Regions from separate parts of the Mus musculus genome. Here region 1 is linked to region 2. Evidence: chromatin loops called from intact Hi-C (ENCODE). Cell type or tissue: heart. All regions are shown on one strand. Links, peaks and the distances in the headings refer to the core of each region. The heading gives the core; the rest is flanking DNA.

Region 1 (15,693 bases), core at 3,284-11,283, 130 kb before region 2:
CTTGCTCAGTATTACATAGTTGGATAATGGGGAAGCCAAAATTCCAATCTAGATGTGGTTATGTCTAAAATCTTTACTATTATGATTGCATAAGCAATTTTAACCACGGTGCCCGCATATATAAAGTGAGAACAGAATTAGCACTTAATATCCAGAGTTGTTGGAAAGAATAGAGCAGGTTTGTGCATGGTGCAGAGTAGGAACACAGAAAGTGTTGGGTCTGATCTGTACTTCTGTTGTGGGCCGTTCATTTAAAACACACACAGGCACACACACAGGCACACACTCACACATACACACACACACACATATACATACACACACACACACACACACTCTCTCTCTCCCTCAATATCTCTGTCTCTGTCTCTTTCTCTCACATAGCCATACACACAACCACACACACACAGTGCCTATGTGTATATATATATATATATATATATATATATATATATATGGTCATGAATATATATATATTCATGACCATGTTGGAAGGAAGACAGATACAATCCAGCATCGTTTTATTGATTTTTTTTTTTCCTTTTGGAATTTAGAAGAAGTTGTTTAAGCCCTGGGTAGTGAGGTTGAGGTTTCTGTGTTTCTAAGTCAGCTTATACCATCGAAGGCTCCTTTTCAGTTTCAGAGGGACTTTTCCTTTGTGGACGAAGTTGGTGTTAGGTTCTCTCCACCGACATAAGAATGTAGCCATCAAATGTCCATGGGTGTGAGTGTGTGTAGTGAGGACAAGCAAACCTCACGTCACCCTTGATGTCAGCTCAGTGGCTATGCGTGTAAGGATGACCATTCCTCTTTAGTGCTCTGGCTTAGCTTGTTTGTTTGTTTATTTATTTATTTATTTATATCCTGTGACTCTCATATTCATCATGAAAACATACTCTGCATGTTTGCTTCCTCCTGATTAGAACAGGCAAGTTTTTTGTCAGCTCATGGATCTGGCTGGGATCCAGGGTAGCTTCGCTGTTCTTTGTACCCTGCTTCAAGCCACAACTTCACACTGATTGTAGCAGATATTTCTCAACTTTGAGAATGAAGCTCACGGTTACCTCAGACTTCTCGGAGTTTGGCCTAGTCTACATGCATAACTCGTTTAATTGGGCTCATAACTAGATTAATTAGCTTGAGTTCTACCTGGCTGAGATTGCGTGCTTCTCTGGGAACAGCTCTCTTTTGCATCTTCTCAACACCTAAGCATTCAGTAAATTCCTGTCAGCTGAATGACGGAATGACTGCTGGCTGAAAACCAGGGAGTTATGTAAAAAAGTGCCAATATGATTGTGCTTAGACTCAATCCATTAACAGCTCAGCTGTTTGGGGAGAGAGCAGGACTCTGGCCAAAAGTTTAGAATTTGAGAGAAACCTTTTAGAATCTCATCAGGATCCAGGCTGTGTTCTTTGATCAGTTAAGGGAGAAAAAAAAAATAGCAATTGTCAGGCATAACCTGAGAATTTGTGGAAATCCTCCACCGAGATGCCTGAACCCCAGCACTCCAGCAAAAGGGCTTCTCCCTCCTGTGGATGAGAGACAATGCGCTTCCGATGCAGCCGGTGATATAATTAAACTTTTGAACCACATGTCTGACTTTCGGGCAAGAAAGTGGCTAAAGCCCTGTGTCTAACGTGATTGAAGGGTGGAATCCAAAGCGAGGCTCTTCCAACTAATCTCTCCTTTCAAAATTCTCTAGAAGCTGGCCTTCTAGGGGTCCAAAGTTTACAATAAAACCCTTTTATACTTAAAATGTCATCAAAATACTAAGGCTAGCTCTTCCTGAAACACGAAGGGGGTAAGCCCGTCCATTCTTTCCTCTTGACATTTGGTCTAATTCTATCTCAGATAAGTGGGTCTTGGATGTAATCCAGCTAGAATGGGGGATCCTTAAGTTTCTCTGTTTCCACGCGCTTTCTATACCAGGAAGGGAAGGGTATATCCTCCTCCTTCTGCTTCGGCTTCCATCAGGAATACCCGATATTTAGATTTCTTAGGAACTATGAAATGTTCCTAGGCACAACATCCCCGCTGGGATACGGTCTTCATTTGGGAATGGTAAAATTCCCATTTTCCCAGGCTACTTTCTCAAGCAAGGCTTGGGTTTTGTGTTTACAATAGACTTGTTTCAGAGCGCCCAGGTGGTGGTGGGGGTGCCTTGGCTAGCTCCCTGGGGGAAATTCTCATCTGCATTTATGTTAGTCATTTTGCAGGTGAAACGTATTCTGATTTACATATCACAATCAGATCTTGCTGCCAGCCAAGGGTGAAAGTCTGGTGCTATTGGCTGCTAGATCTTTTCAAATGAAGAATGAAAAAAAAAATGCAGATATTAACTCTTTAGACAAAAGTCTCCGGGCCTCAGATAGGTAGGCAGGTTGGAACAGGTGTTAGCGTATTGGAATGGAGATAACCCTGGGGCGGGGGAGGGGTGGGGCGGGGAGGGGGGAGGGCCATGCAGTCGTTGGGCAGAATGTAGGTTGGACAGGATTTTATCCTACCTTCCTAACAACAGCAACTGTTTTCCTGGGGTTTGGAAGGAGGAGGCTCAGGGTATTTGGGGGAGTTCTCTGGCTATGTTCTCTCATCACCCTGGCGGAAAGAATTTGGAAGTTAAAAATTGTTAGTCTTTTTAAACAGCCATTTTATTTCCCCCTCACGAGCCTGTTCCAGATATGCTAGGTAGACAACATTAAACTGGTTGAGTTGTGCCACCCAGCCTTTGTTCTTATTGGTCAGTTTATGGAAAAGCACTCGAATTACTCTTTCTCTAAGACAATGAAAAGAAATGTCAACGTGGCTCCTGATGATGGAATTTTTAGATGTAATTGTTTTCTATTTAGCATGTTTCAGAATTGATTTTTACGAATAGGGCTGCAGATTAACCTTTCTGTAACAGACTGGAAAAATGATCACTTGAAAACAGGGTGCCCCCTAATAGCGTTCTTTGTGGCAATCAGGGATAATCTGCTTGTGGGCAGTCATGTTATTAGCTCATTTCCTTAAGCTGTTTCTGAAACTCGTTATCTGATTGCCATGATGGTCCCAGCTATTGGGTTGGAGTACAGTCCCTTCACATGTAACTTTTTGTTTTTGTTTTTGTTTTTGTGTTTTTGCTTAAAGTAATTATGATAATGGTAATGGAAGAGATATTTCTGTGAGTACACAGTAGTGAGACTACAAGACAAGAAAATAGCCATTTGGAAGAACTCAGTTTTGAACTCTGCCAATGTGTTTAGAGAACTGTGTGCTTTGCCTAGATGAGATCTGGGCTGTCACCATTAATGGCATCCTTGGGTGAGTGTTTTATACGACCATTAAATTACTGTTTGTCCAGCATTTCCTCCTTTAGGAAATGAAGTGGTGTGCAGAAAATAAATTAAATAAATCCTCTCCCCTCCTTTTTATGGCCTTTGTGGTTTCCACAAAAACTTTTATTTCTGGGGACCTCAAAGTATATTTGCTGTTGGCAAATGTTAATGTTCTCTTACCTAAGTGATTTTAGAAGCTAATGGAAACCCGTTCTGTTAAACAGATAGAAGGACCTGTAATCTCTTCCCTCTTAGTATCTGCAGTAGTTTCTAAAGTTTTCATTTCCTGGGAGGATGGATGCAGACTTCTTGGAAAGAGGGACCTTATTCTGCCCGATTTGTTTTTACTGTGCATGGTGTTTCTGCAGTAGTTTATTTTGTAGCTTTCAGGATTATCAGCTGTCCAGACTATCTTGTCAGCAAAGAAAAAAATAGAAGAAATTCCAGACAAAGCCTCCCCATTTTCCATTTTCATCTGTGAAGAGTTTGGTAGACATATTAAGAAGTAACAAAGAATATCTAAGCAGCCCTGTACTAATTGGTGCTGCAACAATGTTTTTAATGGGTTCCCGTGGTTCTTAGAGAGGAGGTCCTTCATGCGGATACCCTGTATCCCCGTGGCCACAGAGGAATCCAAGCATCAGGGAGGGTATCCACTTAACCTGCTTGGGTCAGTCTGTTTATCAATATGCTATTTCCCTAATTATTCAAAGATTCCGTCCTGTGTGATATGGGAAGAATGTTTTATTTTTTCCTTCATGTTAAGAACTGGTTTTCATCTCTCAGATCTCTTTGATTATCCACCTGTTATGTTTCTTCCTTCAGAAGAAAACTAAAGAAAAGTTCAATTATATTATTTTGCATTACACTGGAAGATCGAGTGTAAAGGGGGACATTGTGTGATGTCAGGAAATGGTTCTTCATGTTAGCGGAGTAATTGCCCTCTGCTGTGGCTTTGTACCCCGGGATACAGGGTGCCCTTCAACGCCCTCAGTGATGATGGGCATAAAACAAATTGCGAGCGGTGTGTGTAGTGAATGTAGTGTGACTGCATTTTTTAATGTGTAAGTAGGCTTAGGTTTTTATCCTCCTTATCTTAAGCCCCCGTCAAGATCAAACTCACTCGAGCATTCACATCCACAATTGAATCTCACCAGCTTTTTTTCTTTAAGTTAACATCAGTTCAAACTCTCCCTACTGCTTCTGTCAATAGATCTTTTAAAGGCAGGCATTAGAGTTAAGTTTGCCTTTAGTGTTTTCCCCCCACACTGCATAACGTTGAGCCCAAGGGCTTCTTTTAATAGGCATTAGTTAAGGCCTAGAATTGGGTAGACATTTGTGAAGGAGACTTGAAGTTTGGAACAGAATTGGTCTTTATAGCTTTTCCATGGGGGGAAATCTTCTTAGGAGAATAAAGGCTGCCTGCTAATCTGCTACCATCTGGAGAATGAAGAAGCCAGAGGTTGTTGGCACCAGGTCACATCCCTTATGTAAACTGTCAAATTCTTTTCATATTAATGGCATATTGAGTTTAATCTGAGGGGTATCAGACAGAGCTTATTTATTGATACTCTCTCTCTCTCTCTCTCTCTCTCTCTCTCTCTCTCCTCTTGCTGACATAGTTTCTAAGTATTGTTACAATATGAGAGTATTGTAACACAGTGTAGCTTAAAAAAAAAAAAACCAGAACAAGGTTGGCTTCCTGAGAGATGGCGGACTTCCCTTGTGCTAGCACATGGCTTACTGTTGTGATGTTTGCAGAGGTGAATAACCTTCTCCACGGCTTGTCCAGCTGATAGCCACTGTACTTACCCCACATTTGAAATAAAGAGAGGCTGATTCTGGCTTTCCTAGAGAATGCATGTGTGAACATGGATGTGCAGTTTGGAGCCTTTGGACACGTGGAGCAACTGAAGTCATCCCAAGTCTTATGGGGGTCATCTACTGTCTAAGTGGTAACCAGTAAAAGTTCTTTGCATTTGAACATAATTATGAGAACCTCTGGCTTCCTGTAGACACAGGGTCAGGTAAACTACAGGTGTCTTGATAACTCTATTCAGAGAAGAATTATTCCCCAAACGGGTACAGATTGATCGGGTTCATTGTAAAATTGCTCAGTTCCCCCCTCTTATAAATAAAAATCAGCCCACATTGTCATTCTCACAGCTTTTGGTAGGTAAACATTTCCCTCATCAAGCTATTCCTGGGGATGCCTGCCTACAGGACCAGCTAAGGCAAGAGGTGAATAAAATACACTCTTGAATTAAATATTGTCCCACATCGGACATGGGGACAAAAACACACCTGACGGTCAGCAAGCGTTCTTCGAACTAGCACATACAAGGATAACTATAAACTGTTTCATTTGGGTAGTCTTCCACTTGCAGAAGAAACACAAAGAACTGAAAACTAAAAATTTCAGCAAACTGGATCCAATAAAGAGCAAACAACCCGTTTCGATGTATGGCAGTGTCTTTAAAATTCAGAAATAAGGGATCCCCCCCCCACCCCCCCCACCCCCGGTCCTGTATTCCATGGGCGTTTCTTCTTACCCCTTGGTTTCGTATGTAAACTAGAAAATGAAAACCAGACCCAGTGACCCAAAGGGGATGAAGCATGTTTGTTTTGTCTATTATATTTCTCTGCTCACGCCTAGATGCCTTGCATCCCTGTCCCCCGTGTTTGAAGTCGAGAGCTGGGAACAGACATGAGATTGAGGTCCCAGGGGGAAGCCAAGTTCAGCCTGAGCTGGTGAACTCTCGGAGACTAAGGGCATATAACTCCGAGCTAAAGACGCTCAAGTATGACGTTTCTGTCAGGAGTGCAGAGACCCGTGTGCCTCCACAAACAGGTTTTCTTTGTGGTAGTCTGAACCAGCTGAGCGCCGTGGCAATTTTCCTTGAGTAACTAGTTCCAATGGACGACAGCGAGTTTAAACACGAGCCCCAGATTACAAAGTGTTTTCTGCCCAAAGTGTTTTGCTGGAATTTTTTTTGGGGGGGGGGAGACGACGGGGGGGGGTAGTGTGCCAATATTGTGAAACATTAGCAGGGTTTTGTAAGAGGCCAAACATAGGACAAAATAGGTGAGAGGGGAAAGCGGAGACACTGGAAGAGCAGCTCATGAAAAAATGTCTGTGCACCTAGTAGCTCGCAAAGAAATAGGGGGTAAGTGGGGGATGGCGTGGGAACACAAGGCTGATTTTAGGTCACTCGCTGGCAAGGTGTTCTGTCTACTGTTCGAATGGGTTTTAATCCTAGGCTGCTGTGTCATGTGCTTGGGACCTTAAGTAATTACTATTAAGAATGTCACAATAAACCGGAGCCATTAGAAGGATAGTGGAGATTTAGTCCCATAGTCAAGCGCTATAAACATGTGAGTGTAATTTAGGAATCCTTTCTGCGGCTGGGCCCCATAAAATGGCCTCTTTCCTCCCTGGCTTTCCAACGTCTCACCTGCAAAGCAGTAATCAGCGTAGTCATTCTTTCCAGCCGCCTTGTAATTTATCTGACTGCAGAGAACCGTGACGGAGGTAGATTGTGGTTGGGGCGGTGACCCGCACCTTTTGCTCTTTTTGTGTGCTTTGCGAGGGACTCGCCCATCTAACCCTGCCGGATTCTCTGTGCTGTGCAAGCAATTCTGCCTTCTCTGGAGAGAGACCAAGAGGCGGAGTTCAGAGTGGCGGCCAGCAGGGGGCGCCCTTGCCAGATAAGAACAGTTTTTTTTTTTTTTTTCTTCCCCCAATACCAACATAGCACAAACATCACACAGTCGCTATCCTGTCCTTTTAAATTAATTTGGCTCAAGATTGGCCCCCAGAAACATTTTGCTTTGTGTTCCCAGCTCCCGGGCCACACCTGTCTGACAAGTTCTTCCACATCACTGTTTCCAGCTTCCATCACCTTAGCTGCCAAATGGTCACCTTTTACTTAGAAACTGGAGAGTGGTTTTTTTTCTCTCTTTCTATATCACAGGTCAAGCTGAAGGGCACAGTCACCTGCAGGGAATGGGACCAAGTATGTTCACTGAGCATTTTGCTGTTTTACATGAGCTCACCAAGAAAGAATGTCTCTACGAGGGAAGGAAAAACCTGTTTCCTTAGAGTGGCCCACAGCTTGTTTTCTCTTGTCAGGGTGATAGCTCTTTGGTTCCTGCCAGTGGGTATACACTGGGAAAGGTGGGAAAAGATCCTGAAAATTCCAGGGGTGGGCGATTCTTCTAGCTGGGAGGACAGTGTCTGATTCCTAAGGGTGACTCAGTACAGTAATTCTGACAGTCTAAACAGCACGCACACACACAAATACATGAGTGTGAATGTGTGGTAGATGACAGTCTATCAGGGTGGTGACTAGAGGAAGCATTTTGTTTCTTAAAAGCTTGGCTTCCATGAACTTGGTGCTGGACCTTTATTGGATAAAGTCCTCCCACCCAGCCAGACAGCCAGACGTCTGCACAGGAAGAGTTCCCAGTGCACACCAGGGCCTGTTACCACAATCTAATGCTTTATCGGGAGAGCCTTTTCTCGACTGCCCGAGCCACTAGGATCCTGTGCCCTCTGCTCTGCTGGAGGACGAGCTGCCCTGACACTAGAACGACTGCCACTCTGGCTGAGGTGAGGTGGAGGGCAGAACCTGCAGCAGGGGATGCTGTACTCTGCTTCAGGCTCTGAGCCCTCCTCTGCTCCCCATCCTCTGAGGCTGGCTCCAGTTTTCAGCTAGTCCTCAGGCAGCCGTGATTCGCAAATCACTGCTTCCTGTTACACATTCTAAAAGGGAAAGAACACAAGGACCTTGAGAGCAGGTACTTAGCGCCGAGGCAGCAAGGTGAACTCATTGAGTCTCGGGTAGCTTTCAGGAGTCTGTGCGCAGTGAGTTTGTTCAGATGTTTAGTAGTTGGCAGTTATTTGAGGACATGACGTTTTCTTGCTTTTCAGCCCCTTGCAAGTCTTTAACCATTTCAGCTATCTAAAGAGAGAGTCACAACTCCTTTATCTGTTGGTTCTAGTTTGCTCATGTAAATGGCCTGGTTAAGGTAGTCACACATGTGCAAAATAAGGCCTCAGAATTAGTTTACTAAAAAAAAAAAAAAAAAAGAATGGCATTTATTTTCTGTCCCGGCACCCTGCTACTAACAGAGTCATTTAATGCCTGCTTCTCAAGCTCTTCTTCATTTTAGAAGTCATCTTTAGATGATGTCTTTCCCTAAGCCTCATTGTTCATGAGTTATATTGTGAATCCATTTGGACACTGACCAGGAACTTGGTATAATTGCTCACACACAAGTAAAAGCTTTCTCTGTGTATTAATTAGTTGATATAAGGGATTAAGATGGTTACAGGAAAGGCCTTGCTGCTTCCCCGGGAATAGTTAGGCCAGGTGGGTGCCAAGGCTTTGTCCGATCCCATTTGCTCAGCAGGTTCCCTTGATGAAGGCACAGAACATGTACAGCAGCGGGACTCCATGAGGCAGGAAAACACAGGGTCTTTTGGATTCACTGTTTCTGTTGATATGAAATGTGGAGTATTAATCAAGACTAATTACAAGCACTGAGTTTAGAACAAACTGGAGGGCAGCTCAGGGCATGGTTATATCTGTAATCATGGGCTGTAAGGTACCAGGATAATTACTAGAAATTAGAGGTCCTTCAGTTTTGGGTCTTCTCAAAAATACAGGAAGAGTTTCTCTCCCCTACCAGGAGCTGGGCCTCTGCTCTGAACTTGTGTTAAACAGATACAACATCTTTGAAATATGCCTTACACACACTGTGTCAAAATTTAGAAGTTATAGAAAGAATCCAGATAGTTCTAGCCTATCCTTCTCCTCTTTTGAACTTGAAATAAAAGTTGGAATATATTTGGTTGGGGTAGAATTTAATAGTTCAGTGCCCTTTACTCAAAGACTGTTTCGTGGAATATTATATTTTTTTAAAAAGAAAATATCTACAGTCTTTTATATGAATAAGTTTACCATCACGTCTTTTATTTGAAAAACAGTAGTGTGTAATTGTTTCACAGTGTGGGTTTCAGACTGTAGCTGCCATTTCTGTGGTGGCCCCTGTGTTTTTAGAGGAACCTCCACATGCCTTTAATCCCAACACTTGGGAGGCAGAGGCAGAGGCAGAGGCAGAGGCAGAGGCAGAGGCAGAGGCAGAGGCAGAGGCAGAGGCAGAGGCAGAGGCAGAGGCAGAGGCAGAGGCAGGCAGATTTCTGAGTTCAAGGCCAGCCTTGGTCTACAGAGTGAGTTCCAGGACAGCCAGGGCTACACAGAGAAACACTGTCTCGAAAAACCAAAAAAAAAAAAAAAAAAAAAAAAATAATAATAGTAAGAGGAGCCTTCTAAAAAGCCACCTGCAAGAAGAGGAAGTAAGGGGGTGGGGAGAGAAGAGAAGGGGAGGGAAGGGGTTCATCTCAAGTGTAGGAAGCTCCGCAGCCAGGTTGCCTGCAGTCTGTTGCAGGTCTGTGTAGGTCTGTGTAGGTCTGCAGTCCGTCCTAACCGCACTAATGTCTGTGCTTAGAGAAGAAGCACAAAACTCTTGGCCCTGGCCCCACTTCTGCCCTCAAGGACAGGACCCCTGGCTCTTGTGGCTGTCGTCTTGTGTTCACGACAGCTGCTGTCTAATTTGCCAGGAGGTTTTTATGAGAAGTTCTTAAAGGAAATGTCATTTCTGTTAACTTCAATGGAGTTGGCTTTGGCTGTGAGCAGTCGGAGCTCTGACTTATATGTGCACTTGGGCCCAGACTGGCATTAAGTGGATGAGCAGAGACTTAAAGGTACATATGTACCACCCTCATGCTGGCACGAAACACAGTGGCATGCTTTATGAGTGTGTGTGTGTGCGTGTGTGTGTGTGTGTGTGTGTGTGTGTGTGTGTGCACACGCACATGTGCTCATGCTTAAGCTTAGAGAAAGGACTAGGTCAGTAGGCTGCAGGGAATTGTGGGAGAACTAGCAATTTTTATGACATCCTCTTTTGTCTTGACATGTCTAGAAACAGGTGGATTTATAAGAACACAGAGGGCTTATACTAATTTTATAAAAGTGAAGGGCTTTACATCTAAGATACACTCAATTTGTTTACTTGCGTGTGCGTTTGCTTGCTTGTTATTTGTGGTGCTGCAGGTTGAGCCCAGGTTCTTGAACTTGCTGTGTAAGTATACCATTTCTTCACTAGGCTCCAAGCCTGTATGGTTGAATTTTACCTACTTCGGAAGTAGCTGATTTCAGCCTCACACAGACTCGGACCTCTAATAAATTCAGGCTTATTCATGTTGCTGCTTGACTCTTTTACATCGAACAATTCTCCCCATCATCTCCTGGTCCATGTCTAGCTGTGCTGAGAGGGGCTTCTGTATCTGCTGACCTGACAGCTCCAAGGAGCCCTGAGAGAAGTCACTGCATGTCTCAGGCATACCTGAGACTGGAGCTGGTGGCCTCTGTGGCTTCCTTCTGTCCTTATGGGTTTGTTCTTTTACAATTTTATCACTTAGGTGTTAATACAGTGCTGTGTTAAACCGCTCTCCCTGGCTCTCTTTAGTGTTTTACTTTTTCCTCATAATCTTTACCTTGCCCCCCACCCCCCATGGCTTCCCAATTAAAACGCATTCACCCTCTCACACACACTTATGCACACACACTCACATACATACACTCATGCACACACTCCCACACATGCACTCACACACTTATGCACATACTCCACACACACGTACACATACTCCACACACACATACACATGCACTCACACGCACTCACACACATACTTCACACATACACACACATACTCTATACACACTCATGCACACACATTCACACATACATTCACAGACACACTCATGCACACACATGCACTCACACACATATTTCACACACTCACACACACATACTCCACACATACACACACACACTCACACACACAGACTCACACACACACACACACACACACACATACACACCCTATATGCTGGAGACGTACTTTTACCCCAAGTCACGTGCCACCCCCACCCTCCACCACCATTTTTTAGAGTACCCTAAAAATGACAAACGGATCATCTGTACCTGGATTTCCTTTTCTGTACCTGGCTATTGATAGTTTCAGGTTAGTAACCACATTGCTCTTAGGAAAGCAGAATGTCATGTCACCAGAACCCTGTGAGTGATGGCTGCTCTTTCTCGGAGCCGCAGACAGCTTGGTTTCAGGGATCACAGCCCAAGTGCTGAGTCTGTGTGTATCTTGTCGCAAATGCTCATGTGCCTGGTGCCATCATTTCTTACCTTCCCAGAGTACAAAATCAAATGTGAGAGCCCATGGAATAACACACCTTGGCTCACCCCCTCTCCCTCCCCCCTAGTTCTATCAGGAGGGGAAACCCCAAGGTCATTGAAGTAAATCAGAAAAACTGAAAACCAAGTTGTTGGTTCTTCACCTGATTCCTTGCAGACTCCCTCATATATTCTGGAAGAACTCATACACATTTCCCCCCCTCCTCTACATTGTAAAGATTTATTTCACCTTTGGCTCCAGAAAAAGGAAGTGTAACTTGGCCTTTGGGGACTTTTAAATACAGAGTACGAGTGACATCATGGGACGAGCAGAATCCTGCCTTTTATTAAAGCACACATGGAATGCAGGGCGACTCGGACGATGGGAGGATGAGCCGTTCTCTTCTGCTTCCTGCAAATAATTTGTCCGCAGACTCAAGCTCTTTGAAACACTTTGTAAGAGTGGGAGGGACATTAGATAGGCTTTTTTTTGTTTTTGTTTTTTTGTTTTTTCTGGATTAAAAAGTAATATTAACTTTTACATTTCAAATGACCACGGGAACCAGGAAGGAGGCTGCTGCCCACTTTGCTCTTGCTGTCGCTCGCTTCTGGAGGGCTCCGTAGTCGGGAGCAACTGAAGGGATGATGATAAGTTGTGTTTAGAGGCAGATTTGAAAGCGTTTAGTAAGTAATAAGAAAGGAGAACCTTATTCTGCTCTCTGATACTTTCACACTTTCACAAACAATACCTGAAATGGGCTAAAGTGTAAAACCCAAATGATGCTGCAGACAATGTTTGTTGTCTCTTGCTTCCCCGCCCCCCCCGCCCCCCCCCCCCCCCAGTTGATAAAAGTTGACTGAGGACCTAAAAGAAAGCCAGGAACCTCTTTGTGTGTGTGTGTGTGTGTGTGTGCAATGTCTGCAGCTGTGGTCCTCTCAGACACCCCTTCTTGTGAAGATGTATGTACGCGTTGACAAGGGACACAGCATTCTGGTTGCCTACGTGCTTTAAAATATCATCAACAAAGCCACTGGCAGCAATAGCAGCGTTTGGTTTTGTTTTAAGCTGGACTCTTGACCGTGTTTCTAAGCTTTTCTCAGCAAGCTGGGAACCATCTCCACCGGCAGCCATTTGCCTTCTGTTTGAACTTTCCTGGCAGAACTGTCCTGTCGATGGAGTCCAAACTAGTTCATCCCCTTTGTGTATAGAGAATTAGACACATGAATGCTGCAAATTAATCAAATATGAGGCCATAATAGAGAGCCCTCACACACAAACATGACTCTGAAAGCTGCTTTGAATAGCAAGGAAAAGACCTATCAAATAGACATGAAAAATAGTGGCTTGTGAAGGCCCTGGAGTTGTTGGGCTTGACCAGACCTGCATGCCACCACTTAGAGGGGGCCAAGAGTAATGTGGGAGTAGGGACCACCAGCCTAAAAGGAGGGCTCTCTTTTCAATGGTTTTCTTCCATTGAGAGAAACTTCTGGGAATATCAGCGAGCCCCTTGCTGAGGCAGGGTTGGAGGTCAAAGTGCAGAGCCTGTTGCCAGCCTTCCCGGGAGGACAATAGGAAAGACGTTCTGTACACGGGACAAAAGGGTATTCCGAAGCAGTGTTTACAGAGAAGCTGAGTGAAACAGCAGTTAAGTTAAAATTATGCAGCATCATGGAAATTTGGCTCTTAATCCACCCTCTTCTTTTTAGAGTTGAAACTTGATTGACTCAGCTGTCTGTCTGTCTATCTATCTATCTATCTATCTATCTATCTATCTATCTATCTATCTATCTACCTACCTACCTACCTACCTACCTACCTATCTATCATCTGCTTACTTATTTATTTAGTTTCCTCTGCTAGTTTATTAATTTATAGAGCCTTTTGGTCATTTATTTCTTGGTTTAAAACAATGCTGAGTGTAATAAAGAGAATAGTTACTGGTTGATTAATGTATGTAGCACATCTTTGAGCTGAATAAAAGTACATTCATCCTTCTAACTTTGCATAAAGCATATAGCAGATGCAGCCATCTCCTGTGCAAGTGACAGCCACATAATTCAGTGACGTACCAATGTACTTGAATTAAACTTGTACACTTAGGTGTTATTTTGCAGAGAAACATGAAAAAAAAAATCTAAAGTTGAAGTCCTATGAAAATATTAACAGGAATCACTCAAGTATTTAGACTGAGATACTCCAAATCTGGGTTTGATATAATATAATTTATTGAACGTAAACAGATGAAATGAGAGACACCCTAATGTAAACATAAAACAAAATGAATACTTGGCATATGAAAAGATAGCACAGCTATGCATATTTTCCTGACTCTATCTTGATAAAATTGATAGTTCCATAAAAATATCATTCTGTGGTCTCTCTGCTCAATTTTTTTGGGGGGTGGGTGGGTGGGTGGGAGGTGTTCCTGGTTTAAATTTCCCTTTTTGTTTACAATGGCAGTGTGAGGATTCTGTCAGGGTTTGGTTGGTGCCCATTGGTTCTGGGATAGACTCTCTTTGTGGCTTTCAGTTGGAGTGATATCATATTTGTGGTCTTTACATTTGCCAAAATACCCCCCAATTTTCTATCCTCTATCACCAGATTCCTTTAACAGTGATGCAAGGCTTTTGCTTCTTGGCCAAGCACTCACTCCGAGGAGTGTGTCGATTCTTAGGAGGAAGGCTGTGGGGTGGGAAGTTTGGGCTCTCAAGACACAGTGCTTGGAGTCTGGGTTTCTGTGATGCTTCCAACTGCTTACATACTTCTGAGACCAGATAACCAGGAACTGGAGTCAGATATGTATCATTTCATACTCGTAGTATGTTAATAATTCTAAATCTGAGAAAAAAACACAAAGGATCAGTGTGAGAGGTTTCTTGGGGACTGCCCAGAACACTGTTGCCACAGCAGTTGCTGCCGCTGCTAGGATTGTCATCTAATGACGGTCACGATATCAAAAGGACTAATGCAAATTAAGTTAAAAGTATCCTAGTTGTAGTTTCTGCTTTCATCAGTGTCTTAATGTTTGGCAAACCTTCCCTGGTGTTTGGGGTGCAGTTGGGAGGTTTGGGTAGTTCTGCACAGTGTCTATCCTGATGTTGGAAACAGAGCAGGTATACTTGTATCTGGCATTAGTGACGGCAAGACCTATACAAATGTTGACATCGGTTATCAGATGCTGTTGGGATTTAAGGAGTGAGGAAGTCACACATAACCAAGGGGGTCTTGGCAGGATTTCTTAGGAGAGCTGGGTGTGAACTGTTAGAATTTTGAAATTGTAGAATGGAGGGAAGGTCAGGAGGCCAAGATCGAGACACAGAAGTTCAACTTCTGACAGTAATTTGTCAGGCCATTTTTGCCTGCAGCATCTTCCAAGAAAATGATTTATGCTAGACACTTGAGTAAACAGAGCCAGCTGTTCAGACTGGGAAGCAATGGGCCCTGCAAAGTATCCTTCTTCCAGCCTGCTCAGCCTGCTCCTCTCATCCTGCCTCTGCTCCTTATGTTGTAGGAATCAGTGTTTCTCTACAGGTATAGTCTTTTGGACCACATTCTCTGAGCCCCTCTCAATGAAGCCTGTTGAATGTAAACAGGGGCCCCTGAAGTTTTTAAGTGATAAGCTAAGAAGTTATATGTACCAGAAAGGTGGCATTGGAGCAAGAGGGCCAGGAAGTGAGAACTTTAAAGAGGGTGCTAGTCTTCTGTTATGAAAGGATGGAGCCTTGTCCAGCCACTGTGAGGAATGCATGTGTGCTGTCTAGTTTCATGTCAGCTAGATGCAAGCTATAGCCATCTAGGAGGAGGGAATCTCAGCTGAGAAACTGCCTCCATAGGATTAAGATGTGGGCAAACAGAATGTTTTCTTAATTAGTGATAGATGTGGGAGAGCCCATCCCATTGTGGGTAGCGTTAAACCAGACAGATGGTCCTGGGTTGCATAAGAAAGCAGGATGAGCAAGGCCTGAGGAGCAAGCCAGCCAGTCAGCAGTACTTCTCCAAGGTCTCTATATCAGCTCCTGCCTCTAAGTTGAGGCCTACGTCGAGATCTTGCCTTGGTTTCCCCGCAGTGGACTGAGCTGGGATGTGAAAGCCAAGTCAATTCTTTGCTCCCCACACTGC
Region 2 (15,693 bases), core at 4,951-12,950:
TTTCGTAGGAAAACAGGAGTTCAATCTCTGCTCTCCTAGACACTCTTCTCAGAGGGCAGGGCTGTGGGAATGCCCACACACGCGCCCACACACACACACGCACACGCACACGCACGTGCACTGGGATGCCCCTGAAAAGGGAAGTCCTTTATGAATCAAATCTGGACTGCTACCTAAATTTCTGGGAAGCAACACTATGTAAGACTGAAATTCTCCCTGAAGGGTTTTCAAAGGAGATGTTACATACTTTGTAGTCTGAAGCCAACATCTGTATGGCAGGGTCCCTCAGAACACATCCACTTGTATATCTCACTATTGTCTTGGTGGAGAAGCAAGGTTCTAAGGTAATTGCACTGACTAGGGAGTATCAAGGGGAAATAAGCAGGCTCCCTGTTGGCGGACTTGCACCATGTGTGATTTGTGCATGCATGCACTTGTAAATCCTGGGGGCTAAGAGCATTAAGTATGAGTAGTGTCCAGAACAGAAAGGAGAGTAACCTGGGAAAAGGGTGAGGTGGAGGGAAGCAGGATATGTGTGTATGTGGTATAATGGCATTTTAATTTAAAAATTTTTTTTAAATTTAAAATAAAATAAAACTGTTATTTTAAAGACCTCTTACTGCTTTTTCTCTACTAGCTCAGTTGTGACAGTTGAGTCAAAAAGAATGTTAAAGTCACATTTGGGAGGAGCTCGGTGTACGTGGTAATTACGTAGCTGTGAACACAGTGCTGGGATTCCTATTTAGCCGTGCTTGAAGATGCTGTGTCCTAACTTACCAGTAAGAAAGCCAGGAGAGATATGTCCACTTTGGGGTGGTCTGATAAATTTTCTAGTCCTTCGAACCAGCGCAGTCTCCTCCAACACAGCCTCCTCCTATGGAGTATAACTTTTTAAGTACCCTGTCTGGGAATGACAGTATTTCATGTTTTCACTTACTTCTGAATATCATCAGCCATGAATTTCGGTTTGGTTTGGTTGGTTTAGCTTTTGATTTGTCTGACACAGGGTTTCTCTATGTAACCGTCCTGGAACTCATAGACCAGGCTGGCCTCGAACTCACAGAGATTCACCTGCCTCTGCTTCCCATGTACTGAGATTAAAGGCGTGCACCACCATGCCGGGCGATATCCATCTTCTTTAGACATAGTATATGTTGAAGCCACCACTCTGATTTGAAATGTTAACAAAGCTAAATTTGATGTTCTATTAGAAGTGATTCACACATAGAACTCTATGTTTCTAGCTTTAGTACCAGAAATATTTACTAAAATAAAACAAAAACACTATGTGCTCCTAGATGCCTTAAATTTTCCATTCACTTCCTCCGAGTGGGTTAGGATAGCTTGAAACTTTTGAAAATCCAACACTGTAAGGGGAAGTTACTTTGTTTTCCAGATCAAGAAGCATATTGCATGGCCTGTCAGCCAGGACAGGCCCTCATAGCTCACATGCGCCAGGTTGGGCTTGATGGTACCAACTGTGGATGCTGCCCTTCATCCATCCTGTGGAGTGTGGTTTTTTGGTACCCACCTGGTCAGCGTATGCGACATGATACTCTTACTAGTTATGGCTAGTATACCACCGGAACCAGCACTTTTAGGGACCATGACATTCTGCCTTTCTTATTGTCTTTGGGCATATCTTAGCTCTTTCCTATTGTGGATTTTGTTGGCGGATAAGGTATTTCCCCCTGCACTTGTAAATCTGATTCTCCAAAGTGCATCCCCTGCTTACTTGCACCCGATTTCTCTGAGGTAGGGTTGAAGGGTGTATTTTATATTTAATTTTTAGGGTAGACAAAAAAACCCCTACAGGTTCCTTTTAGCATATAAAAATGGGTTACGATTTTAATTAAGTATTTGGCATGTACGAGGTAGGAAGCAGATGTTGAATTAAAACGTCAACAAATGGAATTGGCCTTTTCTGTAAATAATTCGAATAGCGAGCTATAGTCATATTTATCGGATGTTGGGCATAGATTTCTGTGTGTTAAGTTCTTAGCAGCTAACACAGGTTTCATAAACGCATTTACTGTTTGTGACTGAGCTCATCAGTGCCCAGTTTGTGACTGGCCCTAGCTCACTTTTTTTTTGTTTGGTTTTGTTTTCTCTCTCATAGAAGAAAGAATGTGTTGAGTAGCAATAAAATGTTAATGTGCATGTGGTGGGGTTTTGGGGTCTGCGATTGTCCAGCTGAGTGCTGAGGAAAGCCAGTTGTGACCCTTTCTTCTCGAAGCTCCTGGCGCTGACTTGTCAGCCGGTATGGACTGCCCGTTATCACCATGTCATTTCACCAACCTTGTATCTCATGTCCTTTGAAACTCGGGGGCCTGGACAAGTGGCTTATTCAAAGCTTGTAGCAAGCTGTTCCAAAACTTCTGGGAGTTCAAGAGGAAGGTCACATTCTATTGCTTTGAACCACAGTTTTGAAAGTGTATCTTTGAAAGTCGTGTTTATTAAAATGAAGAGTTGGAGAAAAACACCAGCTAGCCTCAGTCACTGAGATAAACGGGATTCAGGTAGGGAGAGCTGTTATAGTACATGAGGATTCCCCAAAGTGCTTGGAGCTGTTTCTCAGAAATAAATCATGAACTGTTTGTCTCTTCACCTCCCCTTACATTTGCTTGGGATAGAGCAATCCGTTTCTTATTTTAAATGTTGGGTTATTCTTGCTTATAGCGTTCTGTGGCCCAGGCTATAAAAGTAAATATAGGAGTCAGCTGTATGAATGAATATCCTTTTAATAACTTCAGGGAATAAATAATAATAATAGTGCAAACCCACGTTTATGTGATGACCTATAGTACTCTGTTCCCCCGTTTTAAGCCACAGGCTATCTGCCAACATGTACATTAAATGGTAATTTCCTATGTTCTGATATTAAGAAGTACCTTGTGGTTTGTTGTGTTGCTAAGACACATTTACTATAAATTTTGAAGGGTGCTATCATATTCTATTTTAATTTGCAGGGTCAAGGAGGAGAAAATGGAGTAGTGACTTTTCTATAACACCTCCATTCGGTCTGTCTCTAAGAGAAAGCTCAGCTGAAACCTTAGGACAGCAAGGTTGCTGGGTGACAGCACAGTCGCTTTTGTAGTTCTGTAAGTTAAATTCAGAGGTGAAACTATCCTTGTTTAGGAAAATAGAGGGTCTTCTGTGTCTGGAACAGCTCATAGATTTTTAGGCAGCTCTGTATGCAGGGTGCTATTGTGTGTGCCAACAGTGGTTTAAGGCTACCCTCTTCCCTTTCCTCTCAGTCCCCTCTTCCCTAAGCATTTTCGGTCATTCTTTATTGCATCCATCAACTTACTACCCATTATTTCTTCTTATAGTCACCGATAGCATTATAATTTGTAACCACTCTACTTTCTTTTATGTTTAAGACCCAGTATTACCCAGGCTACTGTTACAAACTACAATAGATTTGACAAGTTAAGTAATAAAGTAACATTTATTTTCTGGAGGCAGAAGGTCTGATATCAAGACCCAGCAGGGTTGGTTAGGGATATCTAAATGGCTTATGATCAGCTCCCTTCTCAAGGAATCTTCCCATGACCAACAGAGGAGCCATCTGATACTCCCTGTTAAAAGGGTATTAATTCTATTGGATAAGGGCTCTGCCTTTACAACGCCTTTAACTTAATTATTCTCATAAAGACCCTGTCTCAAATACATTCATGTAGAGGTTTAGACCATCAATGTAAGTCATCTAGGCATGGAGATACATTAAGTGTATAATATAGCAAATATGGAAGGGGAAAAAAAAAACCCTGTGTCTTAAGTGGACTGCAGACCACGATGGGTGCTTTGTAACAGGTTGATACACTTCAAACTGCTGCTTGTTTTACAGACAGCATGCTCTGGTGGCGATAGTTTTAGGGAAGAGCTTAAGAAATCCCAAGATAAAAACTGGGGGGTGCCTGTTTACCTGCCGGCCTTCAAGGCAATGGCCTAGATTGCTGGGGGAGGTGTAGAAGGAGATGTTTCTAAACCTCCAGCATTGTGTCCTGGTGGAGACTAAGGACAATGGATTAATTCTGGCCCACAGTCCCAGAGATCGGAGTCACTGCCTGGTGGTGACTGGTAGGATGCTGGAGAGATTCGATTTCCTCTCCTCACTCTCGGTTAAGCCTCGGAGAGCCTGGATGCCAGGCAGCTTCTGTTCTCCACATCTCTCTGCACCGAAACCCTGCCAACCTCGGTCCTGACCTGAGCAGACAGGAGCCTCCAGACCCAAAGATCCTCTGGATTGCCAGCTTCTGGTTGCCGGGGACACAACTCAGAAGAGAACAGTGGTTGGCAGAGGCTGAAAGGAGTCTTGGGTGTTCCTGCCAGTGTGAGAGGCGGCTGCAGGGTTTTGTGAAGCAGACTGCTGAACCCTCTCAAATAGAGGCACCCAGTGCCGCTCAGCTGTGTAATTGGGATGGAAATGGGCCAATGAGAGGCAGCAGTTTGTGCTTAACCTTTTGGGAGTCTTGTTCCAGGAGACTTGGGGGGGGGGGACAACATTACAAATAATAAGCTTCTCTGCCTGATTTGTAATGAATTAGTAATAAACGGCCCAGTGCTGTACAAAAGTCTGCCGATTACAGAGCAGCCTCGGCTAAGAGCGCGGGACCACATCTTATTTTGATCAGCTGTAGCATAGCAAAGACATGTAATTATCATAATCTAACAATTAGCTTGGCATCACTTTCCAGTGTTTAATTACCCCGATAAATGGTAATTGAATAGAGGACTTAATGACAAGAGAGAAACTTTCATTCTGCCTTAGGTGCTTAAGTTGCCTCCTCGGCTAGGCATAATTTTCTAGCGTTGCTTGAACAACAGTCCTGATTATCATTTTCTCTTTTGCAGTCTGCCGTTATTTGGTTTCATGATCTTGACCTTTTTTTTATATATGTGTGCATATATATATATATATATATATAGTCCCTGTATGAAATTTCTAGAAGAGTTTATTGGTATGAGGTGTGTATACACACACACACACACACACACACACACACACACACACACACACACACAGGATCCAGAAGATCATTACATGCTTTACAAATCACCTTGTTTTCAGCTAAAGTTTCCCTCCTTTGGGCACCCATCAAAGTGTAGATACTCAGCCAGTGGTTGGGGTTACTGACAATAGATGCTGCAGCATCAAGGAGATGGGTGGATAAAAGACTGATAGGCACACCCAGCCTCCCCCCCGCCCCCAAACCTACCCATTTCCTTTGGATGGATTCAATACTTTTTATGACGACAGTGAACATCTAATTTCTTGACATTCCAAATTTTGTCTCCTTTCCCTTCTTAACCTGATTCCTAGTCAGATTTTTATGCAGCTACTCAAAGGTCTTAAGTGGTCCACGAACCTCGCCACCTCTTGCACACCATCTCGCCTAGTGAAGACATGGACCTGTGTTCTACAAACTGAAGTTCTCTATGAGCTGATATTACTATTGTCACTCCTTGGCACGCACGTTCCCTTTTGGCTGATATGGGTCAAAGTAAAAAATAGGCCTAAAACGTAGATAGTTTTCCTTTCTTCCTGCCTGTTATGTCTTGCTTGCTTAGCCATGAATTCATATAGACCAATTCCACATGAATTCATATAGGCCAATTCCACATAGACCCTGGAGAATTCAGTTATTGGAAACCAGAGTGTTCTAGGGCTGAGAAGATAACTTTCACAAAGTTACCATCAGCTCAGGTATCTCACTTAACATTTATCAAGTAGTTAAAAAGCATCAAATCACTATTTTCCACAACGCTCTCCTTGAGTTGGTGACAAAAGAAGAGGGAACGAAGAGTGGCCTAGAATTGTGCCAGAGACTACCATCCCACAGCGGATAGAGTGGCATGCTTAGAAGTGAGCAGCTTGGTGGGTGGTTTATTGGTCTGACAGACTCCCACGTACCATGATGCTAACCAAGTCATTCAGTCTGTTCCTCCGACTTTGGCTGTATAAGCTACTTGGTGATTTTTTTTTCTGGACCTACTCTTAGTCAATCTGTATATATGCATCAGGGATTCTGCCCCATGTACTTAAGAGGCCCTAAAACTCCAGATGGCTTAGAGCCTGCTCCCCAGCTTTGTGAGACTCTCCTGGGCAGCAGATGGAGTGAGAAAGAGTCTATTCTGCATTGTAAACGTGACCCACGTTAAGACCACACTGAGTGCCAGATGTTAATTCTTTATTTTTGTTTCAAAATCCCCGTTTGAAAACTATTTGACATGATCTGTGATGTGTCCGCCCTGTTAGGGCTCTGCTTGGTTAACAGGCTGACTTGGCCCCGCTGACATTGACATACTCTGGCTCCCTGCCTCAGGCTTCACTCGGGGCTTAAAAGCAATTAGACTGTCACCCAAAATACCCGGTCCCTTCCTAGAGAAGAGTCTTGTTTAGGTCTTGCCCATTTAATGCTTTGTTTCCTTTGGAGCTCCTCTGTCAAGCTAATAAAACAAAACTCCAAATGAGTTAAAACTCGGGAACAGAGAACATTTTGTGTGTCTTATGTCTGAAGCAGGTGCTGGTCACCGGGAATATAATTTTTCTTTTTTTAAATTTCAGACTAATGTGCCTAATATTAGACTAGCCACAAACTAGAGCTGTTTAAGATTCATACCTACCATTTGGTATGGGTAACTGATATCAGACATGGGACTTTAAAACGCACACACATAGCACTGAGAGAGAAAATCCAAAGTCACAAGTTAGTGTATTGCAATGCTGATGGATTCTTAGTATCCGGCCAGGAATATTGTATCTTATTAATATTACCAACAATTAATGAGAGTGGCCATGCCACAGAGCTCCTCACTAACAAAGCATGCACATCAGTGGATTCTGTTTGGCATTTTCATGAATGGATCAACACAGCCCTTAAATCTGGAAAGCAAATATTTCATCAGCACCTTACACGTCATGGGATGAAAAGGTATACGATGTAGCAGAAGCTGTTAGCACATGTAGCGCATATATATGCAGCTTACTCTGGACTGAATGTCATCTGCAAAAGAGTAAGGAGGACTTGCATATCCCTGAGATGCGCATGGAAGCAAGTTTTTCCTCTGCTTTGTGAGTCACCACTTCTCTCAGAAGAATTGGGAGTTGATGCTGGTACATTGCTGAGCGTGAAAGAGGGACACAGCCCAGTGCTGTCCATTACTACGGTCATCATCAGCTTCAACCCATCTGGTTGTGCTGAAACTATCTACAGGTCAAACGCTGAGAACCTGGTGTGAAAGTGGATTACCAACACACCCCAAAGAGTCCCCCGTTTTAGCCCAGAAGAGAGGGGGAAAGTTTAAAATTAGCAAAACAAATATTTGTTCAGCCCTCGGTGCTGCCACCACCGCCATTTATCTGTGCCAAGTTTCACTTGCTGTTTATATTTCATGCTTTAACCTCTGCAGGAAAAAAGAAAAAAGAACATCTTCAGATTTAGGGTAGGGACCATAAGGCTTGCATTCTGCGCCCCGAGAAAGAGCAGAAGGAGCCAGGGGGAGGCATGTTATGCAACAGGACTGCTGCTCTGCCCATTGCACAGAAGCACAGTAAAACACAGAAGCTTGCGTCTCTGACGGGGGGGGGGGGGGTGGGGGCCCATCAGGTCCTTTTGGGACGAATGAGAAATTCTTCTGGCTAACAGACACATCTTATTCTGTAGTTAGACTTTAAAATCAGAACTAGTGGAATTGAAAGGCAGCCGCTGTAGAGACGTACTTGCTCTAGACTGGGTTTAAAATTCGAGAGGAACCCTGAGCTGATAAATTTGCTTAATCTTCGATCATAAATCATATCCTTCTTTTGCATCTCAGTTCCAGAACATAATCCATTAGGTCGCCCCGTAATTAAGGAAGTGACAGCGCAGTCCTCTTCAAATAGGAATCACCTCCTGACATGTTAAAATACATCTAAAATGTAGTCGTCAGCCATCCGATTGGAGAGAGATAACATTTTCATTGTGGAATTCTTTGAGACACTACCCGAAGCGGGAAAAAGGGTGCCCCGAAGCTCCCTAACTTCTGACGGCACTGTCTCATTTCAATGATGCCGTTTCTGTACTTAGGGAGGGGAACCACTTCACTCAGGAGCCGCCTGATAAAATACCTCACTACGTATTTCCCTGGAAGCAGGCTCTCTGCTGTGCCAGCAACATATGCTAAAGGCCAATTTAGAATGTTTTAAATAGGCACCGTCCCCTTCCTTTTCCAGCTACTAAAATGAAATGCATTTGGGCTCCAGCAAAGGAGGATGGATCGAGAGCGAGCGGGGCATGCTACAGGAGAATGGGGCTGGAGGGATACTGTGCCTCTGCAGCACTGTATCCTAGAGCCCAGGATGCTGCCTGCCTCTTTTTTGTCTCTGTTTGCTCTCTCTTATCTGTCAAGATCCACAACACCGGGGCATATGGTCGAGGAGGAGGAAAGGTCAGTGAGGAAACAGCGCCCACTGACAAACGACAGCTGCGCCAGATCTATTTGCTTTAACAAAGAGTCACCAAAGGACAGGGTTAAGTTAAGAACTCCGCTGATAAAGAACCCAAAATCTCAAGGACTAGATGTTGCAGTACTCAGTGGCCCAGAGTGGAAAAGAAAGTGGTCAATAGGACAGAGATGCTATACCTCAAGCTGACTGGTGCCATACAATGATGCTCCAGTTCATATCTCAGTACACATTTGAGGGCACATTATTGAGAACTCAATGGAGGGACAGTCGTTGTGTCTTGTCTACATTTGATTTGAGTTTTGAGATTCAAGTCATGATTGACTTCTAACTGCACAGGTTAGCTAAGGGAAGAGATATTAACACTGGCTTTAAATTGGTGGTCAGGATTAAATTTGGCCATGTGTTGAAAAGTCAGCAGCCAAATTCTGTGAGACATATCCTCTCAAATGAATTTGGAGGTGTACGTCCCAGGTCTCCCTTCCTTCCTTCCTTGCTTCCATGGTCACTTTGCCTTTCCTTTAACCAGTAGGGTAGCTTCCATTTTCTCTAGCTTCCATCAAGTATATAATTGATAATTTATTATAATTGATAAATTACTCTGGGTATTGGGGATGATTAAAGGGGTTTAAATTTTGTGCTGAATTTTATTCTTTTTTTTTAAAGATTTATTTATTTTATTTATATGAGTTACACTGTTGCTGTCTTCAGACACACCAGTAGAGGGCATCGGATCTGTGAGCTACCATGTGGTTGCGGGGAATTGAACTCAGGACCTCTGGAAGAGCAGTCAGTGCTCTTAACCGCTGAGCCATCTCTCCAGCTCCAAATCTTATTCTTAGTCAAATGAAATGGACCTTTTGTGATACAGCTGACATCAATCCTCAACCAACCTACTGCTCCATTTTGCTAGATGTGTGAAATATATCTCTGCTGTAGAATATTATTGTATGTTGTGTAGAACAACGAGCTGCCACGTTGTTCGACACAACATACAATACAGCCTGCTCCCAGGGAGGAACAGGGGTCATCTTTCTAGATGTGTGAGATGTTTCTGGCTCCTGAGATGTTTACACTGTGAGAACAGTTACGACGGTGTTTTCTGCAGATGAAATCTCCTTACTAAGTCTGTTGAGTGTTCATGCTACTGTGCTATGAACCGGAGATAATTTAGTGGAAGAAGAACGACTGCGGTCTTATGGGTGGGCTGCCAGATAGTATAGTTCCTAACCAGATACAAGGATCTCAAAGGCCACTGCGGGACACAGTGGTAAAATTAGAGGAAGTAAAAAAAAAAGAGGAGACATTTGCAGGGAAAGTTCTAGACCATTGGCTAACCTGTTAACGAGGTGGCTAGGTGCCCCGGGGCATCTGTAAATATTGGCATGCAAAGTCTTTCTAGAATCTTTCTAGATGTGTATTTCTGCTTTGATGTGAGCTCAAGCTCAGGAAAGCTGTTTCCTGGTGGAGAAAGATCCCTTTATGTGAATGGCTGCTGGGCCTGAGAGTGCTTCTTTCTGGGAAAGACGAGAATGTGCAGGAGTTAAGGGCTTCCCCTCAGCTGCTGGCTTAGGATTTTGGAGTCAAGTGAGTAGGCAGGGAGGAGAAGCAGGGCTTGACTTCTATTGGTAGCACCGTGAAGTGAACTGGTACCCACACTTCTAAGAGGCTGCCATTGTAAGAAGGGAAGCTGCTGTAACTGTGGAGCTGTCCCACTGTGAGGCCCTCGTGGTTACAAAGATGCTTCAGAACATGTATGACTTGGGTTCTGATTTTAGCCCCACTACCTATATACTGTGAAACATGAAGCTAAGAGGATAATGTCCTCTCTGGATGTTGCCCCTGATTGTTAATGTAAACATGTTCTAACTACTCATTCTAGTTGTTTTGAGTATTTCATAGTATATGTATCTCATAGATGTAGAACACACGCAAATCTCGAGGACAGCAAATGCTTGTTATGTCAGTGAATGGAAAAGAGGACTGGAACCCCAACAAGAATTGTCTCTCTAGGGACTGTGAAGCAGACCTATGGACATGGCGTTAGCAATTTAATCTCTTAGGAAATGCTAGCTCCCAGGTCACTTTCCCCTCTACCTTTTACTAGCTAGGAAATTGGGTATGTCATGTGATTCCCTAAACTCCGTTTCTTTGCCTTTGAATGGATATAACAACAGTGGGGATCCTGTGGTGCTGTGATGAATGTTAACTGAAATAATGAATGTCACACAGAGAGTGCTCAGTGTTAAGTCATGCTCGTGAGTTTCTTCCCAGTGAGAAAGCCATGACCACTTTGTATCCAATCGGGAGGGCTTGGTATAAAATAAGGATATCTCATGCTGTCTTTCTCTTTTATACTTGAGCACATTATACAATAACTTTCATGTATTTCAGTTAGTAATTGTTTGTGTATACACACACACACGCACATCTTATTCTTTGACATGCAGTAGTAGACAAACTTGTGCAAATGAAAGATTTGTAACCAGACAGACAAGCCTATAATCCTATCACGCAGGAGGCAGACACAAGAGGTTTAGGAGTTCAAGGCCATTCTTGGCAACAGAGCAGATTCTAGCATAGCCTCAGCCACCTAACACCCTTGTCTGAAAAGACAGACAAGCAAGGAACTGAAGCAGAAGTGTGAATTGACTATGATAGATTATTGTCTTCGGATATTGATCGGAGAGTAGGAATATTAGTCTGTAGAAGAATCACATGTTTAAAATAGAACCCTCAGTAATGTAAGCATCTCACATAAAAGCACACTATCCCCTGAAGGGAATACCAGTCAACCCAGTGTGGAGTGGGTTTTCAGTTCCATAGTTTTGCTTCCTTAAGATTCTAGTAACATGGACAGGGACAAAGATGGAAAAGATGAACTGAGCCTGAAATAATAATAGTAATAATAATAATAACAACAACGTGACAACGTGGTTTTTAATTGTAGAATAACAGAATTACAGAATAAAGGAATAACAGGGTGTGCCCAGGTAGCTACAGTTTTCATTTTCAATTTAAGCACTTTCACATGCTAGTCAAGCTAGCATGAATGACACTTAGGGAGAGGAAAAAAAACTTCCCCCTTGAATGTCTTTAAAATCTGTAATAATAATATAATAGTATAAAGTGCATCTGGGCATCGCCTTCTGCTGCAGTTCTTGTCTGGCGTTCGTCCAATGCTGTCAGGCTACTCTTGAGTGGTGATGATTCATAGCCCAGCACCTTTTATCTGAACACTGCAATGTCTTTTCTTTGTACTTAAGCAGTGATGTTACCTTGATGTTCAGAAATCTTTTAAAAGCAAGTCTTCCCTTGTGTCTTGACAAATCATTGTCCACCAGTAATGAAGAAGAGGGAAATGCGCGAGCATTCTAAACACAAAGAAATAAACACGTATGGCGTATGGCTCTCTTTGCAAGAAGTGGCCCACGAGAGAGGATTCTCATTGAAATGCAGATCCTCTGATGAAACCTCAGGGTTTTCTTCCTATGCCTCCTCCTCCTCCTCCTCCTCCTCCTCCTCCTCCTCCTCTGAGACTTGAGGGTCCTTGGGAGGCCAGCAGGACAGATTCTCATTGTTATCCTATCTTATTCATTGGGAAACTGAGGCTCTGGATGATGTATGACGTCATCAGATCCGAGTCTTAAAGCCAGTTCTGCCCACTCAATGAGTAGAACCATCACTTTCCCCTTTAAACAATGCTGTCTCTCCAAAGGGAATCTTTGTCAGAGAGTATTTAGCATTGAGGAGAAAAGTAGTCTTATTTCTCCCAGGTTGAACATTAGTTCCTAAGTGCTGAAAGTCTCATGAGTGGGTCCTACATTTTAAGAACTCATTGGGAAACTGGGGGGCGTGGGAGGATCCTGGAATGAGAAGGAGTCTGGGAATCATCCCAGAGATAACCAAAGGGACGAGGATTTTCACGTGTGGGGAAAGCGAAAGGAGAATCCAGAGACTGCTGACATCTCGGAATGTTTTATAGACTACCTTGCAGAAGAAGAATTAGATTCGCCCTTTGTAACTCCAGGCAGCAGAAGTCGGATCAGTGGGTAGGAATTACACAGAAGCAGATTTATGCTCAATACAGGAAGAAAGTTTCTAACATTTAGAGATGTCCAAAAATGGAATTGACCCGCTCATCATCACTGGGAAGTGTTCATGTGAGACTGACTGTCCGGCATGAAGATTATGGCACTTTATGAGTGTTGTATTTCAGCAGGAACACAGTTTTATGGTGAACCTTTCTGAGGGCTTAGGGAAGAATTTCCTCAGGAGCTAAAAACAAAAGCTTTTTTTTTTTTTTTTTTTTTTTTTTTTTTGTATGCTTTCCTGCCGCCATGACTTTAGGCTGAGAAAGATTTACCCATATGATTCCTGATTCCCACTTCAGTATGTCCTGTGAAATACATTTCAGCTGTTTGGAAGAAGTCATTAATTAAAACAGAGAAGCCATAGTTTTATAAAGTTAAACTGAAGCGGGATTTGGTACTCGCAGGGGTGATGTGTGTGTGTGTGTGTGTGTGTGTGTGTGTGTGTATGTATGTATGTATGTAAAATGTTTCAAATCAGGCTATAAATCCTAAGCGTTCAGTGAAGACTTTTCATACAAAATGTTTGATCTCCAAAGTTATTGAAGGATACAAGTGTAGATTCCGAGCAGAAACACCTCCCGGTATGAATTACCGTGTTCTTTCCTTCTGTTTCCAACAGATTCCAGAGGGGTGACTACCACATTGATGTCTGTATCAATGACTACCTGGATGTTTTCTGCCCTCACTATGAGGACTCTGTCCCAGAAGACAAGACTGAGCGCTACGTCCTGTACATGGTGAATTTTGATGGGTACAGTGCCTGCGACCACACGTCCAAAGGGTTCAAGAGATGGGAATGTAACCGGCCTCACTCCCCAAACGGACCGCTGAAGTTCTCGGAAAAATTCCAGCTCTTCACTCCCTTTTCTTTAGGATTTGAATTCAGGCCAGGCCGAGAGTATTTCTACATCTGTGAGTACCTGGAGATTTATTACGTTGTGGGGCAGCTGCAAAACTCTTGACTGATTTCTTCTTCTTTTTTTTAAACCTGTGTTTTGGAGAATTGCACAGCTGGACTCTGTGTTACAGATGTCTCCTTGTGAACACATACATCATGATCCCTAGATACATTAGCTGGGAATTGAGAGCCCAAATTAGATTAAAGCAACGGCACCTCTTCCTCTATGAAACCCCGTGTCAGCCTGTGCAGTGAACCACTGCCGACATTTATTTCTTTTAAATGAAAATTGCCAGGACTATTTTTCTTTTTTTAAATCTTGGAGAAAGGGGAAAAAAAAAAGATTCCTGGAAATAAAAAAAAACTGAAGGAAATAATTAAATTTACATAACTTGGAGTCATTGCTTTCTTATTCAGGTGTCAGCAACATCCTTTCTTTCAGCCAGGCACAGTTTAAGTGGAGAAAGGCCTAGCTCCTGCAAATGTCAGCATGCTGACGATAAATACTTGCTTTGCACCAAGGAGAGCAGACAGTGATTAGGAGCAGCTGTGTCTTTAGACAGGCAAGTGTGAAGAAGTATCTAGGAGGAGTTCCAGGGGAACTGGTCTCTCACCTGTGAGCATTGTGTGACTGTCCCGAGAGCGCTCTAAATGGTCTCAGCAGACCAGACCGCATTAATCACAGTGCCAAGGCCTGGTTTATTCTCCATCCCAAGCAGTCTTACTCTTTCAGATGTGACACTGGCATGAATTAGTCCTGAATGCTGCTCAGACTTCACTCTGCATGAGATACCTGGGGGACTGGTTGTCATACAGATGTGAACCGGTCTGAGGTCTGAAGTAGAACTTCAGATTAGGCGTGCATAAACTTCTCAGGAAGTGTTCATGTTGCTGGCCCATGGACCACACATTGAGTAACAGAGTTCTAGATGATACCAACTGTTAGGCCTCTTGGCCCATGGTAGACCTACAGTAGGCATAGCTGGACCTTTTTAGTATCGAATGTATTTAATAGTTTAGCCTTCCCCATGTAGTTCACTATTGGACATGAAAACTTGTTTGTTTACGGCACATTTATGGAACTGCTCATATTGGCTCTGAAATGGGTGTGTGTGTGAGATGGAGACACTTCCTGTTTTTTTTTTTTTTTTTTTTTTTTTTTTTTTTTAGTAAGGGGCAGACTTGTGAAGAGGCAATTCAGGTAAAAATGACTAGAAGGGCCAGCAGGGACTCAGGAAGACCTGAGGTTTAACCGGCCTCAGGAATCGGCAAGTGTTGTTGCTCTGTCTGTGTGGAAATCCACCTGATACCACTCTAAATGCTTGGCATCCTTCTACATCAGCTCGCCAGACAAACAAGATAGAGAACATTCCTGTTTCTCTGACTCAGTTCTTCCATCCAAATGTCTCCACCCACACGGTTCAGATCCACTGAGGTTTCTAGCTCCCCTCCGTCTTCAGAAAACAGAATTTTTATAGCAAGTCGGATTTTGCCGTCGCCACCTCTCTCTCTCTCTCTCTCTCTCTCTCTCTCTCTTATATTAGGGTTGAATTTAAAAAGGAAATTGAACAGTACCAGTTTTATTATTCCGGTACATACTTCAGTTGTTAGTCATGAGAAAACACGTAAAAAGCCTTGATACCATCTCACATTAAGTCCATAAAAATAAGAGGAGGAAAATTGAGTCTTGCAGACGCAGGAAACCCTGGCATCCACTGACCCCTGATTTTCCCAGCCTCTCTGAGATCCCCCTTTCTGAAAGAATCCTATTCAGCAAAGGAGGGAAAGGAACGAGAAGGCGTTCAGTGGCAGGACAGCTTCAATTTCATTAATTCTCCCACTGCGAGATGCTGTGCTACAAGGGGGAGTTATTTTCAGAACCAATATCTTATTGAGTTTTTGGACTTAAAAACCAACAAAAGCAGAAGCCGAAAATAAAGAGAGAACACCAAGATGGGGCACACTCACCCGATAACTGGATGATTGCATGATTATTAGAAGTTTTAGAATCCACTGAGGTTCATAAGCAAGACAGTATTCACAGACACTGTATGCTTACGACTAGGTTCTCCTCATTTGTGGTTAAATTCAATATTTCGCTAAAGATCATTATGTGTCTTCTATAACATTCATTTAACAGAGTCATTTAACTGTCAAGGGCTCCTGTCAAAGTAATTGTTCCAAAATGCTTCAAAATATCAAGAGCTTTTTTGCTGTTCGGCTGAGTTTAACTTAAATTACTTTTTTTTTTT

What was found. A loop is a pair of places that touch in the nucleus more often than their neighbours do. Peaks named below come from ENCODE experiments on the same cell type or tissue, not always from the same donor. Only the 100,000 strongest peaks of a DNase experiment are listed, where the experiment ranks them.
Region 1: a loop joins it to region 2, with 2.4 times the contacts of the local background. A loop is called at or near these places in 3 of 42 quality-filtered maps.

What each region holds. Positions count from the first base shown.
Region 1 is chr17:62,775,420-62,791,112 of GRCm38, reverse strand. All of the region lies in intron 1 of Efna5 (ephrin A5), which reads left to right. It overlaps Gm52303 (a long non-coding RNA gene), which reads right to left and starts at 12,871. Exons shown (of 2, transcript XR_003952355.1): 1 at 6,771-12,871. Gm46583 (a long non-coding RNA gene) reads left to right here and starts at 480. Exons shown (of 2, transcript XR_001782160.2): 1 at 480-2,381; 2 at 2,477-10,584. In heart, for the core only: a CTCF peak has its summit at 6,984 (motif pointing right); DNase peaks (open chromatin) are centred at 6,952 and 7,912; H3K4me3 peaks cover 958 bases; H3K27ac peaks cover 1,678 bases.
Region 2 is chr17:62,648,604-62,664,296 of GRCm38, reverse strand. It overlaps Efna5 (ephrin A5), which reads left to right. Exons shown (of 5, transcript NM_207654.2): 2 at 13,163-13,455. Among named protein-coding and RNA genes, the nearest start is that of Gm52303, 120 kb to the left of the region's middle. In heart, for the core only: a CTCF peak has its summit at 9,159 (motif pointing right); no DNase peak of the experiment used is centred there; H3K4me3 peaks cover 551 bases.